Regions from separate parts of the Homo sapiens genome. Here region 2 is linked to region 1. A link is a loop called in an ENCODE intact Hi-C map of the cell type or tissue named here. Cell type or tissue: Calu3. All regions are shown on one strand. Each heading gives the region's core, and the rest is flanking DNA. Links, peaks and the distances in the headings are about the cores only. Region 1 overlaps LOC105374524 (a long non-coding RNA gene). Region 2 holds the start of LOC105374528 (a long non-coding RNA gene).

What was found. Peaks named below come from ENCODE experiments on the same cell type or tissue, not always from the same donor. Only the 100,000 strongest peaks of a DNase experiment are listed, where the experiment ranks them.
Region 2: it touches region 1 in a loop (4-fold over the local background); 2 of 110 quality-filtered maps call a loop at or near these places.

What each region holds. Positions count from the first base shown.
Region 1 is chr4:23,453,907-23,456,717 of GRCh38, reverse strand. The region is part of intron 18 of LOC105374524 (a long non-coding RNA gene); the gene reads right to left. Among named protein-coding and RNA genes, the nearest start is that of PPARGC1A-AS1, 310 kb to the left of the region's middle. In Calu3, for the core only: no CTCF peak of the experiment used is centred there; no DNase peak of the experiment used is centred there.
Region 2 is chr4:23,715,934-23,718,744 of GRCh38, reverse strand. It overlaps LOC105374528 (a long non-coding RNA gene), which reads right to left and starts at 71. Exons shown (of 3, transcript XR_925477.3): 1 at 1-71. In Calu3, for the core only: a CTCF peak has its summit at 1,010 (motif pointing right); no DNase peak of the experiment used is centred there.

The DNA.
Region 1 (2,811 bases), core at 254-2,753:
GTGCCTGAAAGTGGGCGAGATTTTCTTTCTTTCTTTTTTTTTTTTTTTTTCTGCATAACATTCTATGGGTACTGAGTAAATGTCAAACCATCATAACTGGGAAACCTTTTCAGGTTGAACTAATGGGACCTCAAATGAATTTACTTACACTCCTTTGCTTTTGTTAATCCCGAGTTCAGTCACACCTGACACTCTTTACACATTTTAACAAAAGAAAAGTCACATTGCCACTGAAAGGCTAATGTACGCAAGAAAATAAAAAAAAAATTAAAGAAAATGTGATAATAAAACAATAGGATAAACCATAACTTTTTCAATTAACATTAAATCATGACTCATTGTCTAGCACATTCACCTTTATGGCTCAATCTTCATTTATATGATCTTCATCCTAGTTTTTGTTGTAAAAAAAAAAAAAAAGTACCAGCTTTATTTTCTTGTTTTATTTTTACATTTGAAAAAAACATTTTGGAAAAAAGACTAATTCATTAATAAATCCATCTTCTGGACCCTGGTTGACATTCAGTTTAATAAAAGCCAAGAGTAGTGTTTTTCAGGCTCATGAAGAAAGAGCAGAGAAATCAGTATTTATATTTTTGGTTGTTGTTAGAATTTGAAGTTTTTCCAGGGCAGGCTAATTTTGAGGTTCATGCAACTCTGGGGACTAAGTGAGAATTTCATAAATAATCAGAATGAAGAAAACGCATATGTAGATAAGGAAACATTTTCCAAGCAGGGTAAAGGTTTTCGGCAGCATATGTGACTGCACAGTTAGCCTAGCTCATCAAGTTGAAATTATAAGCAAAGCAAAACAAAAATACAGAGCTCATGTTTATCTGGGACATAGGGATTAAAAGAAACATCCTTGCTTTCTGAGGAAAACTACAAACAACCCCTCTCCCCCTAAAAAAAACTCTCTACAATAGAATCCCTAATGGTCAAAAGAGGACATGTTGTAAATTAACTTTGAAAGACAGCCTGAACCTGACCACCAACGTCGGTATTTGTGTGGAGGAAAGAGTGCCACCTACCGAATCACCACCTTTTAGATGTTTCTGTCAGCACTTTGATTTTCCTTGGAGTTCTACCAACCCTGGAGTGTGACCTTGCTTAGAATGAAACCTGACCTCATTACAATGCAAGCTTAGCTTTTTGCAGGCACATTACAAAATCAGCCAGAAACCCTCATCTGCAGATGTCCCCCCATATAGTGCCACACAAAAGAAAGATAAGGAAAGGGGCTAAGTAGAACCAAAACAGCAAGAACAGCTGCAAAAGAGGATCAGGCATCTGTGTAATGATATGTTTAGTCACTAAACACAACTATTTTATCTTAAGATAGACTAAAAATCCAGTACATATGTTTATGTAAAGTCTTCTTATTCTCAGTCAGAGGAAAGTGCCTGACTAAATGTTTTGTTGGATTGAACTTAATTGTTGACATCTGGAATTGGTTGATGTTAATATTAACCAAACCATTTGGCTAAGTAAAATGTTATGAGAGAAAGGTCTATTCCGAACATATTGTGTGATGTTAACATAGGTAACCATACAGTTTGACAGAAACCCTGCTAAATTTATAAAAATTTGAGATATCAGTAAGTGTGACAAATATTGCTTTTTAAGTTAATTATAGGTATTATATTGTATTTTCTAAGTCATACATTCAGGGAGTCCTCTCTATATTAAAATACATATTACAAAGATTCAAATATATGTATCAGGATAATGGCTTATCCTTTAGCTCCTAAGCATATTCATATGTTATGAACTGTGACAATACTAGAAAGAACAAAAAAATGTAAAAATGTCGACCATATGTGCTTCTGCCATCTGATTCACTTTGAAATTTCCCATCATCCATTGTAACAAATAACTTATCTATTATATGTGCCTCAGGTACCATTCACCTCTAATTGGCAAAACAGAAATATTTTGGGACCATATTTTTTCCCTAAGAATAGTGCAACTAATAATAGTAATTTTAGGTATAAAGATAGACATGCACATTACTGTAAAAGAGGTCATATTTAGATACATTTGCTCATTTTGTGGCAGATACTATTGGTGTCCGTAATAGAATTAAAAAGTTTTATAAAATATGTACACTGGTCTTGGGAAATTCAGAAAGTACCAGCCAGCCTTGAGCTAGACTGAACAAAAACATCCAGAGCATCTTAACCCAATTAAATCGCATCCCCAGACATCTTGCTGTAGCTAGTAATTGAAACCAATGACAAATGTTTTACTTTCATAAAGGGCACAGTGTTAGAAAAGCCTAAGTATTTTTCAGTTTTTATTACTTTTTTATTCTTTGAAAATAAATTATTGGAAGATAGTAGAAAGGAAGTGGTCAAAAATAAAATAAGGGATTATGTCAAAGGAACTAGGATGCAGCATTAAAGATCTCCCAACGGCCAAAGCTGGAAAAGTTTGAACAACAAAATAAATAGTATGATATTGATTATAGCCCAAAGTATAAAATAAATATAAATGTGGCTATACTAATATAAACACATATTAAATAGATTAAAAATGGAGAATAGACAACTCTTCCTTACAGAAGACTGTAAATACTCTTTCACTTCTGAGTATGAATCGGATCTAGTGACTCATTTCCAATGAACAGAGTATGGAAAGGAAAAAAATAGGAGCTTTGCAGTGGAAAATACTGGCAATTACTATCTGTGATCAAGATTAATGTGGTTAATGATACCAGGTGGATATTATGTACCCCCGATATACCGTGATGAAGAGGGCATTTCCCCTCTGTGGTGGTCCTTCCAAAAACCCATAAGCCTATTCTAATAA
Region 2 (2,811 bases), core at 55-2,554, 260 kb before region 1:
AGGAGAGACAAAGGGATGGAGAAGAAAAGGAGATGATTTCCGATGCAAGAGTACAGAAGCCTTCGAGAGCAGTGGCATGCCCCACCCTGTTCTTTTTCCAAGGAAAGAAACTACTAAAGAACAGCCACAGTCTTTCATCCTCCTTCCACCTCCCCAGGTACACATGAAGAGGGGAAAGAGGGTTAAAAAGAAGCTGAACAGGTTTATCTAAACTACAAGTTTCTCTGTGACTCAATTTCCTTACTCATGTAATGGGAATCAGTTACTTGCCTGGTCTAATTCACTACATTGTTAGCAAGGTTATAATGGCATTTCGAGATCATTTAAGGTTCAGGAACGAAAAGTAAATTCCACCCCGCATACTGCGGAGAGAAGTCTTCTGAAGCAGAACTGAAAGTCCTTGGGAAAGAATGTCAGAATGAGCGCACACTCACTGCGGTGCGGCTAGGTGGTCCATGGGGCTCCCTTAGTTCTTCTGATCTAGCTCAACCCTACCATTTCATTGATGAGGAAATTAAAACCCAGAGAACAAAAATAAACTGTTAAGTCGTGTTGGACTATCCAAGTGAAGTGTTTTTGCAAAGGTAAGGCCACTATACATTTATGCCAGTAATAAAGTTTTTATCAGTTTGCTATTTCTGTCTTTGCTGGGGAGAACATTGATCTAAGTAAACACTTTGGTGACTATATCAATGTAGTTGCAAGTGGCAGAAAGTTAACCCTAGCAAGCTATTGGCTAGAGGGATCATTTACCAACTTTCACAATTAGTACAGAGTTGAACAGTCAGACAAGGGCGGGATCCTGCAGAATCTCACGAACAAACGGAATCAGGGGTTTGAAAGCTATAGACCCTCCCTCCAGGTCTCAAAGCTCCATCTGTCTGCCTTTCAACTGTATTCTTACTATTAATTTTTTCACTGTATGTTCTATTTCTGTGGAGGCATATGGAAAACAGGATTCACATTTTTTGGCTTTGACCACAAGAGGGAGACTGTATCACCCTCTCTGTGCTCTGAAATTTAAAATATCTCAGGAAAGTGCAGGGATTGGTCCAGACTGTGGGAGGGGTGAGGCTCTGTAAAAACATGGCCGTCCCAGTTACTGGTATATGGATAGAGTAGAGAAGGAGCTGGTCCCAGTAAAAGAATTTTCCTGTGCAGAAAACAAATGTGATGAAATTATTTAAAATACACATTTAATCACATAAATACAACTGCAGATCTACCGTATGCCACTGAGTTTTCTCCTATATCATGAATTAAGAGAGATCAATTTGATATTACCACCATCAATCTCAGCTTCCAAGTTGTGTTGAGACTGTTTTTTTTATATATGATAGATCTTCTCAATCCAAGCAAACTACCTCCGCTGGTGTTCAAATGAAGAACAGAGAATATACTGGAGCGAAAGGGGCCTACTATGATGAAAATATTGTGTGGGTTCTGCCTATGATGGCTTTTACTTTTTTCAAGGGTCATTTGACTTGACATGACCATTACCAAAGGCTCCAACTCGAATCCCCAAGCACGATGAGACTACTTTGACCATGCCCACCACAGTGAACTTTACAAAGCTGTTCCAGGGTAGGCACCTTTATCTTCTTTATTATCGTTGGGGTATCACAGACAGCATTGTATTTTTCTCCTTGGCTTGACAAACTGGTAAGTCAACTTGTATGTTTCAGTACTCTTAGTTATTAAACAAACCAACTAACCAAATGCTAAATGGAAAGATTAAAACCCACCCAAGTTTCCCGGGTGCATACAAGAGCAACATTGAGGTGACAAAAACTAAAAAGGCCCAAAGGTTCTCTGAAGACCGTTTTTATCTTCTAGCCAGGTGTTACTGCGATTAGAAACACAAGCCATCATGATTGTTAGAAAAGTATTTTGACCACCTCTAAAGTATAAGACTTTTAAATCAGTAAGTCGTTGTTATGTTCCTGGAGAGAGGAGGCCTTCCAAATAAAATAAAACATCTCAGAAATTAATTATATTTTTCTTCTAGTAAATAACCTTTTTTGCCTACAGATATGGCTGAATGCAAATGAAGGTGGTGTTTTCATATTCATAATGGATTTTAGGTTTAACTGTAATACAGATTTAACTAGGCCAAGGACTACAGAAGGGGGATAATATTTATTGTATATTTTTGCCAGAGATCTTGTTTTATTCACTATCAAAAGTGGAACAATGTACCATAACATTAAAAGAAAGCAAAACATTCCCATTGTGTGAAACTAGACGCTCCTTTCAATAAGGAGATAAAAAACCTAACACTTTCTACAAATACTGCTCATTGAGAAGTGAACATTTAGATGGCACCTTCATGTACCAGACAGGATACTTACAGGATTTTTTTGAAAATTCTCATAGCAATCCTGTGTGGTAGATTTTGTCTACATCTTAGAGATCTGAAAACTGCAGGGTGCGGTGGCTCACGCCTGTAATCCCAGCACTTTGGGAGGCTGAGGTGGGCGGATCACGAGGTCAGGAGATAGAGACCATCCTGGCTAACACAGCGAAACCCCGTCTCTACTAAAAATACAAAAAAATTAGCTGGGCATGGTGGTGGGCGCCTGTAGTCCCAGCTACTCCGGAGGCTGAGGCAGGAGAATGGCGTGAACCTGGGAGGCCGAGCTTGCAGTGAGCGGAGATTGTGCCACTGCACTCCAGCCTGGGTGACAGAGGGAGACTCTGTCTCAAAAAAAAAAAAAAAAAAAAAAAAAAGAGAGATGAAAACTGTGATTTTACATTATTTGGCAAGTTCAAGGTCACACTGATAGCAATTGGCAATTGGCACAGCCCACT